Linked DNA regions of Homo sapiens: region 2 is linked to region 1. Evidence: read pairs that join two places in POLR2A ChIA-PET (ENCODE). Cell type or tissue: OCI-LY7. All regions are shown on one strand. Each heading gives the region's core, and the rest is flanking DNA. Links, peaks and the distances in the headings are about the cores only.

The links. Peaks named below come from ENCODE experiments on the same cell type or tissue, not always from the same donor. Only the 100,000 strongest peaks of a DNase experiment are listed, where the experiment ranks them.
Region 2: POLR2A ChIA-PET joins it to region 1 with 6 read pairs; 3 of 35 experiments call an interaction of 5 or more read pairs at or near these places.

What each region holds. Positions count from the first base shown.
Region 1 is chr10:92,626,621-92,632,004 of GRCh38, forward strand. It overlaps KIF11 (kinesin family member 11), which reads left to right. Exons shown (of 22, transcript NM_004523.4): 11 at 2,188-2,275; 12 at 3,556-3,744. Among named protein-coding and RNA genes, the nearest start is that of KIF11, 36 kb to the left of the region's middle. In OCI-LY7, for the core only: CTCF peaks have their summits at 1,724 and 1,924; no DNase peak of the experiment used is centred there.
Region 2 is chr10:92,828,048-92,833,431 of GRCh38, forward strand. It overlaps a transcript of EXOC6 not described here. Among named protein-coding and RNA genes, the nearest start is that of EXOC6, 18 kb to the right of the region's middle. In OCI-LY7, for the core only: no CTCF peak of the experiment used is centred there; a DNase peak (open chromatin) is centred at 3,044.

The DNA.
Region 1 (5,384 bases), core at 80-5,079:
AATAGACATTTTAAAACCATATCAAAATCATCTCATCCATACAGTAACAATGTTGTATTACCCCTTGGCATTCACTATAAAAAAGCATTTCAAATAATCCCGTTTTACATAAAAGATCTATTTCTATTTATTTTATTTTATTTTTATTTTTATTTTTGAGACAGAGTCTCACTCTGTCACCCAGGCTGGAGTGCAGTGGCGCCATCTTGGCTCACTGCAAGCTCCGCCTCCTGGGTTCACGCCATTCTCTCGCCTCAGCCTCCTGAGTAGCTGGGACTACAGGTGCCCGCCACCACGCCCTGCTAATTTTGTTTTTGTATTTTAGTAGAGACAGGGTTTCACCATGTTAGCCAGGATGGTCTTGATCTGCTGACTTCGTGATCTTCCCGCCTCGGCCTCCCAAAGTGCTAGGATTACAGGCGTGAGCCACCGCGCCTGGCTGTAGAAGATCCATTTTTAATAAAAAGCTAATATATTTCATCAAAAGACTATTAGAATTAACTCTTCTCTTACAGCTCTTTTCTAGCTTTTCCTTTAGTCAACAATATCTCTAGCTAATACGTTAAGGGAATTTGTATTCACGGAAGAATCTTTGTCATTTAAGCATAATGTGAAATAGAAAATTGTTGGTTGTTATCAAAGAATTAGATGAGCAAATACAGGCATTCATTTCTGAAACTGACTAATACTCAAGAAATCAGAGACCCATTAAAGTGGGTTTGGAAGACCTGTGAGCTTTGCGCTTGAGAAAAGCATTCTCTATTTTACTTTTTATGACTTCTTTTGACTTTGACTTCATCTTCTGATATTTTTGTTGAATTTAGAAATTTTTAGTTTCTAAAAACTCTTTTCTGCCATCCCTGTCTCTCCTTTTGAAAAATATAGCATCCTTTTATTTTATAGATCTATTCCTTATCTCAGAAACATTATTAATGTTATTAAAGTTTTCTTTTATGTTTTTCTTTCCTTTGGGATCTTTTTTTTCCCTGTTGTGATATCTGTCATTTGTATTTATTTTCTTCAAATGTCTAGTGATTTTTGGCTGGCAATTAAGATGGATTAGAAGCTTTGTACATGGGTGAGGATTATGGACCTGTAAGTTCACTATAGATGAAAAAGTGGTGATCTCAGTCTTAAGTCTGGGCTTCCATCAGATATCATTCTTTGTTGGATTTTTTTTCTTTTGTTCTAGCCCTCAGTCTTTTCTGAGAAGATTTGCCCAGTTTGCTTGGAGATTTTTCTAGCTGCTGCTATTTTTTGATTAGAGTGGGTATAGGGGGCTGAGGATTCCATCATTTTGTATGTAGATTTACACTTAAATGCTCATTTCTAGTCCCTAAACCTTCTACAGTCCATGATGTCTAGTGAAAGTGAACCTGGAAATTCTGCTGCAATTCCTATAGACTAGTGGCTGTCAATGGAAGTGGTGTTGGGGGACTGGTGGTGGTGGGTGGTTTTGTCCCCCAGAGGACATTTGGCAGAGTCCAGTGACATTTTTTATCATCATGACTTGGATGGTACTGAACATCCTAAAATGTACAGGACATCCCCACAATGAAGAATTATTTGATCCACTAGTGCTGAGGCTGAGAAACTCTGCTCTAGAGAGTAATCCTTTGTTCTCATGAGGGTTATGCGGTGGGGTGAGAGTGGTGTTTGTGCGTGTTGCAGCAGCAGGGGGTGTAATTGCTCTGTATACATACTTTAAGTCTCAGTTTTTAACCCCTAATCTTACCCCTTCCTTCTAAGATACCTGATGCCTTCAAGTCCCACATTTTTCCAGCATTCTGTGGGGCATATTTATATTCTGTATCCCTGATTATAGACACTTAGGTTGCATTCCCTCCTCTCTCTACTTTGAGTTATAGTCCGTCCTCTGTTAGCTTTCTAGCTTCTCAAATCTGGAACACACATGCTTTTCCCCTCATAGGTAGGGATTCTTAGTTTCAGAATTGAGGGCAAGGGAAAAATATTTCATTTATAAAACAAAGACAAGGAATATAATTTGTTCTTTGTAATTTGTATTTATTGCTTATTGACACAGGTATCAAGTGACACTTGGGTATCAAGTGATGGTGATAAATGTTGGAAATGAGTTTGTGTAGCTGTCACAATTGTGTTAGAATACATTTTATAGGAGTTAGAAAAAAATATTAACTGTTAAACTCATATTAAACTTTATTTTAGAGTCATGAGTGGAAAATTAACTGTTCAAGAAGAGCAGATTGTAGAATTGATTGAAAAAATTGGTGCTGTTGAGGAGGAGCTGAATAGGGTAAGCACTTAAAATGATATTTACTGTTATGTGAAAAGCAAATATTGAAAGAAAATTTTAGAATGAAAGATCTAATATTTTTTCCTTCAAGATTTTTTTTTTTTAGACGGAGTCTCGCTCTGTCACCCAGGCTGGAGTGCAATAGCGTGATCTCGGCTCACTGTAACCTCTGCCTCCCAGGGTCAAGCGATTCTCCTGCCTCAGCCTCCCGAGTAGCTGGGATTACAGGTGTGCACCACCATGCCTGGCTAATTTTTTTTGTATTTTTAGTAGAGACAGGGTTTCACCATGCTGGCCAGGCTGGTCTTGAACTCCTGACCTCATGATCTGCCCATCTCAGCCTCCCAAAATGCTGGGATGACAGGCGTGAGCCACTGCACCCAGCTCCTTCAGATTTTTTTGGAAAAAAAAAAAAGATTTTATTTTGCTGACCCTTATACTGAAAGTAAGTTATATCATGATTTTTTACTATCATTAATCACATCAAAAAAGCTGACAGCTTATATTAATAAAACATTACAAGAAATTAACTGAATTGTTTGATTTTGTTATTGAAACTACAAAATAGTGAATGCTGAAGCAGTTTTGTTAACATGTTTATCAGATGAAGGAATACAGATATTGGGAGAGACTGGATGTTAAATAAAAGTAATATAACTAGGGTAGGCAAGAGGCCTGACCTTTCAGGGCCACCCTCATATTAATACCTTTATTTATTTATTTTTAATTATTTTTTAGAGACAGGGTCTTGCTTGATGCCCAGGCTACAGTGCAGTGGTGTAATCATATCTTACTGCAGCCTCAAACTTCTGGTCTCAAGCAACTCTCCTGCCTCAGCCTCCTGAGTAGCTGGACTTCAGGCATGCACTACCATGCCCGGCTAATTATTTTATTTTTTTGTAGAGATGGAGTCAGTCTCGCTATGTTGCCCAGGCTGGTCTCAAACTATGGGGCTCAAGTGATCTCCTGCCTTGGCCTCCCAGAGTGCTGGGGTTACAGGTGTGAACCACCTTGCCAGGCCACATTAACACTGTTATATTCAAATCCATTGACAATGTTGAAGGAAACTGAAGAATTAATAGTACTACACCAGACCTATTATTTAATCTCAAAGTGTTGAGTAAGATTACAGAAAGAAACAGGATGACATATTTGTGTTAACCTACCGGGTAACTTCTTACAACTTTTGCATGGAAATAATTTGTTTCATTTTTCTAATCTTATGAACTAGCTAGATATCCTACCAGCCAGCTCAGCGTTTTTTAAATTCTTATATTTAGGTTACAGAGTTGTTTATGGATAATAAAAATGAACTTGACCAGTGTAAATCTGACCTGCAAAATAAAACACAAGAACTTGAAACCACTCAAAAACATTTGCAAGAAACTAAATTACAACTTGTTAAAGAAGAATATATCACATCAGCTTTGGAAAGTACTGAGGAGAAACTTCATGATGCTGCCAGCAAGGTTTGTCCCTTGTGTTGATTTGTACTCATATTAAGTAGAGAATGGGTAGAAAAAATTTTCTGTGCTTAAGCATTAAATATTCTGTTTATTCACCCCAAATGGTATTTCTGTCCATTTAAAAAACATTATTTTACTATTTCATCCATGTTTTTCTCACTGGAGATGTCGACTTATGAAAAAACTACTCCTGCTCCTGGAGTTTTGAAAATAGAACATAACTTAGCTGGGAGTGGTGGCTCACGCCTATAATCCCAGCATTTTGGGAGGCCAAGGTGGGTGGATGACCTGAGGTCAGGTGTTCGAGACCAGCCTGACCAACATGGAGAAACCTGTCTCTACTAAAAATACAAAATTAGCCGGGCGTGGTGGCGCATGCCTGTAATCCCAGCTACTCGGGAAGGCTGAGGTGGAAGAATCACTTGAACCCGGGAGGCAGAGGTTGCGGTGAGCCGAAATCACACCATTGCACTCCAGCCTGGGCAACAAGAGCGAAACTCCGTCTCAAAAAAAAAAAAAAAAAAGAAAATAGAACATAACTTTATAATATATTTTGTAGACATTTAGAATAGTGATGCTGTGATGCTTTTTCTTTGTGGGGATGATTGAACCTAATTAGTCATTAAGAATTTAGTATGTTCTGTCCAGGCATGGTGGCTCACGCCTGTAATCCCAGCACTTTGGGAGGCCGAGGTGGGTGGATTGCTTGAGGTTAGGAGTTCGAGACCAGCCTGACCAACATGGTAAAACCCCATCTCTACTAAAAAAAAAAAAATACAAAAATTAGCCAGGCGTGGTGGCACATGCCTATAATCCCATCTACTCAGGAGGCTGAGGCAAGAGAATCACTTGAACCCAGGAGGCAGAGGTTGCAGTGAACCGAGATCATGCCACTGCACTCCAGCCTGGGTAACAGAGCAAGACTCTGTTTCAGAAAAAAAAAAAAAAAGAATTTAGTATGTTCTGATGATGAAAGATGTTGAAAGTATTTAATTTTTTTTTTTTTTTTTTGAGACGGAGTCTCGCTCTGTCGCCCAGGCCGGACTGCGGACTGCAGTGGCGCAATCTCGGCTCACTGCAAGCTCCGCTTCCCGGGTTCACGCCATTCTCCTGCCTCAGCCTCCCGAGTAGCTGGGACTACAGGCGCCCGCCACCGCGCCCGGCTAATTTTTTGTATTTTTAGTAGAGACGGGGTTTCACCTTGTTAGCCAGGATGGTCTCGATCTCCTGACCTCATGATCCACCCACCTCGGCCTCCCAAAGTGCTGGGATTACAGGCGTGAGCCACCGCGCCCGGCCTTTAATTTTTTATTAGTTGTACTTTTTTTTTTTGAGACAGACTCTTGCTTTGTAGCCCAGGCTGGAGTGCAGTGGCATCATCTCAGTTCACTGTAACCTTTGCCTCCCGGGTTCAAGCGATTCTCCCGCCTCAGCCTCCCAAGTAGCTGGGATTACAAGCGCCTGCCACCACACCCAGCTAATTTTGTATTTTTAGTAGAGACTGGGTTTCACCATGTTGGCCAGGCTGGTCTCAAACTCCTGACCTCAGGTGATCCACCTGCCTAGGCCTCCCAGAGCGTTGGGATTACAGGTGTAAGCCACCACGTCCGGCCATTAGGTGTACTTCTGAGGAAATAGTAGAA
Region 2 (5,384 bases), core at 79-5,078, 200 kb after region 1:
CCTGTTGCTAGTATACAGATGAGCATTTTTTGGTCTAGAGTGCTTGCTAGATTCACTCATTAACTCTGTTTGTTGATCTCTCTAGATTTTCTACATATACAATCATGTATTCCGCAAATATCAATTTTTCTTCTTTCTTACCAATCTTTACGTCTTTTATTTCCCTATCTTGACTTATTACACTGGCTAGATTTCCAGGACAATTTTGAATAGAGCTAGTGATTGTTGTTTTCCTGAGATGAGGTGGTCAATGTTTGGCATTTAGTCAGCAAACAAGATATTAGTGTTTTCTTTGTTTGCTTGTTTTAATGAGTCTTGCTCTGTCACCCAGGCTGGAATGCAGTGGTGCGATCTTGGCTCACTGCAACCTCGGCCTCCCGGGCTCAAGTGATTCTCCTGCCTCAGCCTCCCAAGTAGCTGAGACTACAGATGTGTGCCACCACACCTGGCTAATTTTTGTATTTTTAGTAGAGACAGGGTTTCACTATGTTGGCCAGGCTGGCCTCAAATTCCTGACCTCAGGTGATCTGCCAGCCTCAGCCTCCCAGGGTGCTAGGATTACAGGTGTGAGCCACTGTGCCCCGCCAGTTTTTTTTTTTTTTTTAATAGACTTCTATTTCTAGGTTGCTGAGTTTTGTGTGTCTGTGTGTGTGTGTGTGTGTGTGTGTGTGTGTGTGTGTGTATTTTTTTTTTTTTTGTGGACCCTTCAAAATGCACAAGAAGTAGTGGGTTAAGGATAGGAGGGAAAACTCCAACTCCGCCAAGACTGAGCAGGATTAAACACCAGGTGATATTTGCCAGGGGTGGGCCACTTTCATCTGGTATTCTTCTACTGATAGAGGAGTTAAGAAGAAATTATTTCGGCAGATAGAGTAAGGAAGTCCTCCGTAAACTTTTCCTTTTAATGAAAAGCAGCCTCCAAATCATTTTCTTTTCTAACAAAGAGGAGCCTGTAAAATCGAGTTACAGATGTAGAAAGGCAGGCTAGAAGCTTGCGCGGGTAGAATGCTGGCAGCTGTGCCAATAGGGAAAGGCCACCTGGGACTAAGCATGTTCAAAATGACTGCTCCATCTTCCCTTTTCCTTTCCAACCACATGTGCCATAGGGAGCAGACAACATGGGGCTGGCCAAGTGGTAAGCCCATTTGCATGATAAGATTAGGGTAGGGTGGCCAGCTTCTTCATGCACTATGTAAACGTCACAACTGGTCCAGCCAATCTGTGCGCCCTATGCAAATCAGACACCACCTCCTCAAGCCTGTCTATAAAATCCGATGCACTCCCCACAGGCTGGAAGTCCCATTCGGGCGCCCCTCTCTCTCTCAGGAGAGGAAGCTGTTCTCCTTTCTCTTTCTTTTGCCTATTAAGCCTCTGCTCTTAACCTCACTCCATACGTGTCCATGTCCTTGATTTCCTTGGCATGAGGCAATGAACCTCGGACAACAACGCCAGACAACAACACCACTTCACTACCTTCTGGGGCACCCCTGCCTTGTCCCCAGTTTCCCAGATATGTTTCCTAGAGACTGTGAATTGTAGAGGGGGCACCTGTGCCAATGAAACACATGAACATGTCAGAAGCATTTGAATCAGAGTGACTCCATCTTGAATAAGGGCTGGGTAAAATGAGGCTGATACCTACTGGGCTGCATTCCCAGGAGGTTAGGCATTCTGTCACAGGATGAGATAGGAAATTGGCACAAGATACAGGTCACAAAGACCTTGCTGATAAAACAGACTGTGGTGAAGAAGCCAGCCAAATCCCACCGAAACCAAGAAGGTGATGAGAGTGACTTCTGATCATCCTCACTGCTCATTATAATGCATTAGCATGCTAAAAGACACTCCCACCAGCACCATGACAATTTACAAATGCCATGGCAATGTCAGAAAGTTACCCTATATGGTCTAAAAAGGGGAGGAACCCTCAATTCTGGGAATCACCCACCCCTTTCCCAGAAATCTCATGAATAATCCACCCCTTGTTTAGCAAATAATCAAGAAGTAACAATAAGTATAAGCAGCTGAGCACCCATGCCACTGCTCTGCCTATGGAGTAGCCATTCTTTATTCCTTTATTTGCTTTATAAATTTTCTTTCACTTTATGGATTTGCCTCAAATTTCTTCTTGTGCGAGATCCAAGAACCCTCTCTTGGGACCCCTTTCTCGTAACAAACATAATGCTTCCTACTAGTGTTTCCAGTACAGAGCAAGGAGCCTGGGAATCTAGTCCTGGTGATGGAGTGAGAAAGGTGAGCGACTGATGCAGTTTTATTTGAAGAATAAACTTACTTAAAAAAAGGTTAATTTCCAGTTCTAGAGGGACAGGGGTTCCTAGCAGACTAATGGGACAGTGACTCAGTTATAGAGAAAAAAGAAAAAGGCCCAGAAAAGGGCCCCAAGGAACAGGACTATATCAACTTCACACACAGCCTGATGGTGTGTCCCAAAGATCAGCTTGGGGCAGGATTTCTCAGCCTGGGCACTACTGGCATTTCAGGCTGGATAATTCATGTGTATGTGTGTTGCGGGTCAGGTGGGGGTTTGTGCTGTGCATTGTAGGTTGTTTAGCAGTATCCCTGGCCCATTCTCACTAGATATCAGTAGCACCACCCACCTCCCACGGTGACAATCAAATATGTCTCCCGACATTTCCCTCGAGCAGGGGACCCACAAGATCACCCAGTTGAGAACCACTAGCCTAGGGTCACTTAAACTTCTCTTGTCAGTGGTCAGACTTAATCCTAGGAAGTAGTCAAAGAGTTTGAGCTGCAGGTGGGAGGAGAGGTTAAGGGTCCAGACTGGGAACATTCCAGTCACACACGCCATTCTTTTTTATGGGCATCTTGGAATATGGCTGTTTCAAAACTTTCCACTTCCTCCTTTTCTTTTCCTCATTTGATGAATTTGTTGTTAGCACTATGAGACAGGGGAGATTGTTTTCTCTGTTACTTTTGGGAGGAGAGCCTCTCCTGTTCATTTAATCTGTGCGAACTTCCGGCAGGAAATGGCACTCAAGGAAAGTTTTGAATAAAAGGAAGATGCTGGTTTAGCCAGTGGAAACAGGAAGTTGTTGCCCGTGTCTCCTACGGTGTAGAAGAAAGTAAGAGGCAGACAGAAACTGCACTTAGCAGGACTGAGAGGAGCAGAAGACAGTGGGGTGGGAGTAGAGGGAGGGTGGGGAGAGCTGAGGAGCAGAGGGAAGCAACTGGGCCACCAGGACAGAAGACCTTGAATCTCCAGGCTGAGCCGGCTGTACCGGAAGAGGATGAATGTGCTGTGTAGGAGGAGCGGGGTCATGCAGTGACAGTAAGTCAAAGCAATAGTGGTTTGTTAATTAAACTACTTTAGAGTATAGTATTCTTCTATACTATATTCTATTTTTTTTTTATTTTTATTTTTCGAGTTGGAGTCTCACTCTGTCACTCAGGCTGGAGTACAATGGCGTGATCTCGGCTCACTGCAACCTCCACCTGCCGGGTTCAAGCAATTCTCCTGCCTCAGCCTCCCGAATAGCTGGGACTACAGGTGCGTGCCACCATGCCTGGCTAATTTTTTGTATTTTTAGTAGAGATGGGGTTTCACCATGCCAGCCAGGTTGGTCTTCAACTCCTGACCTCAGGTGATCCGCCTGCCTCGGCCTCCCAAAGTGCTGGGACTACAGGTGTGACCCACCGCGCCCAGCCTATTCTATTTAAATTAATATATTTTCTCTCCAATATTAGGAGCATATGCCTACATTCTAAAATCTCCTTGAATAAAGAGAGAGAGAAAGAGAGTAAATGTGGCAAAATATTAACAGTTGGTGAATCAGATGAAGGGTATATTTTTGTTCACATTATATTCTTCCTGTAATTCTTCTATAAGTTTGAAAATTTTCAAAATTAAAATTTGTGCTGTGTGGAGAGAAGAATGAATTTTTAAAACCATGTGATATTTAGAACTGGATCAGTCATCACAGATGTATGTGTTCATGAATATGTGGCATTATTTATGAATTTTCTTCTCTTCAATGTAATATAGTGATGCTGATGGCTCTTTTAAGAGTGATTTCTCATCATGTATTTATGTATTTTCAGGTTCTGACAAACACAATCTAGAATTGTCAGATTTTTGCATAATTTGCACCATTTCCTTACAAGGCAGAGGTAACTCAGCTAGTAGCTTTCACAATCATTCATTCATTGGATAAGCATTTCTTGAGTATCTACTATAACTGTATACAAGGTGTATACTCTTTTTTTTTGAGACGGAGTTTTGCTCTTGTCACCCAGGCAGGAATGCAGTGGTGCAATCTCGACTCACTGCAACCTCCGCCTCCCGGGTTCAAGCGATTCGCCTGCCTCAGGCTCTGGAGTAGCTGGAATTACAGGCGTCCGCCACCACAGCCGGCTAATTTTTTAATTTTTAGTAGAGATGGTGTTTCACCATGTTGGCCAGGCCTGTCATGAACTTCCGACCTCAGGTGATCCACCCACCTCAGCCTCCCAAAGTGCTGGGATTACAGGTGTGAGCCACAGCACCCGGCCTACAAGGTGTACACTCTTAAGCATTATGGGGAATACAGATATGAATCAGATAGACATTCTGCACACATATAATCTTATAATTTGGTATAAGTTTAAAACCTTGCACATAAAGAACTTTTTTTTTTTTTTGGCTGGAGTTCAGTGGCCCGATCTTGGCTCACTGCAACCTCTACCTCCCGGGCTCAAGTGATTCTTGGGCCTCAGCTTCCCAAGTAGCTGGGACTACAGGCATATGCCACCAAGCCCAGCTAATTTTTGTATTTTTAGTAGAGACAGGGTCTCGCCCTGTTGGCCAGGCTAGTCTCGAACTCCTGGCCTCAAGTGATCCACCCGCCTCGGATTCCCAAAGTGGTGGGATTACGGGTGTGAGCCACTGTGCCAAGAACTTTAAGATAGATTGAAAATTATTATTTTTTGTCAAGTCTCAAAGGACTTACTCATCTTATTGGGAAATGGTGTGAGCCATATTGGTGCTGCATTTGTTCCATCCTGCCATGGAGCAAAACTAGGGCTGAGGGTTGGGGGCTATTGGTGGGGTTGAAGTGAAGAATGCTGCATTGGTTTGCCATTGCTGTATAACCCATCAGTCTGTGGCTGAAAACAACAGTCATTTAGTATTGCTCTTGTGTCTGTGGTTCAGTTGGGGCTTGGCTCATCAGAGTGGATTTGAATAGGCAGTTCTGTTTCAGGCTGCTGCAGCTAGATGAAAATATATACTTTCCCCTGAAGGTCTGTGGACCAGTGGGGATGACTCTATCTCATGTAGCTCTCAGGGAATGCTTTTCTTAGGTGATGGCAGAGGTGCAAGAGGACAAACAGAAAAATGCCTTAGAGGCTTTAGAAAGTCCAGGCTC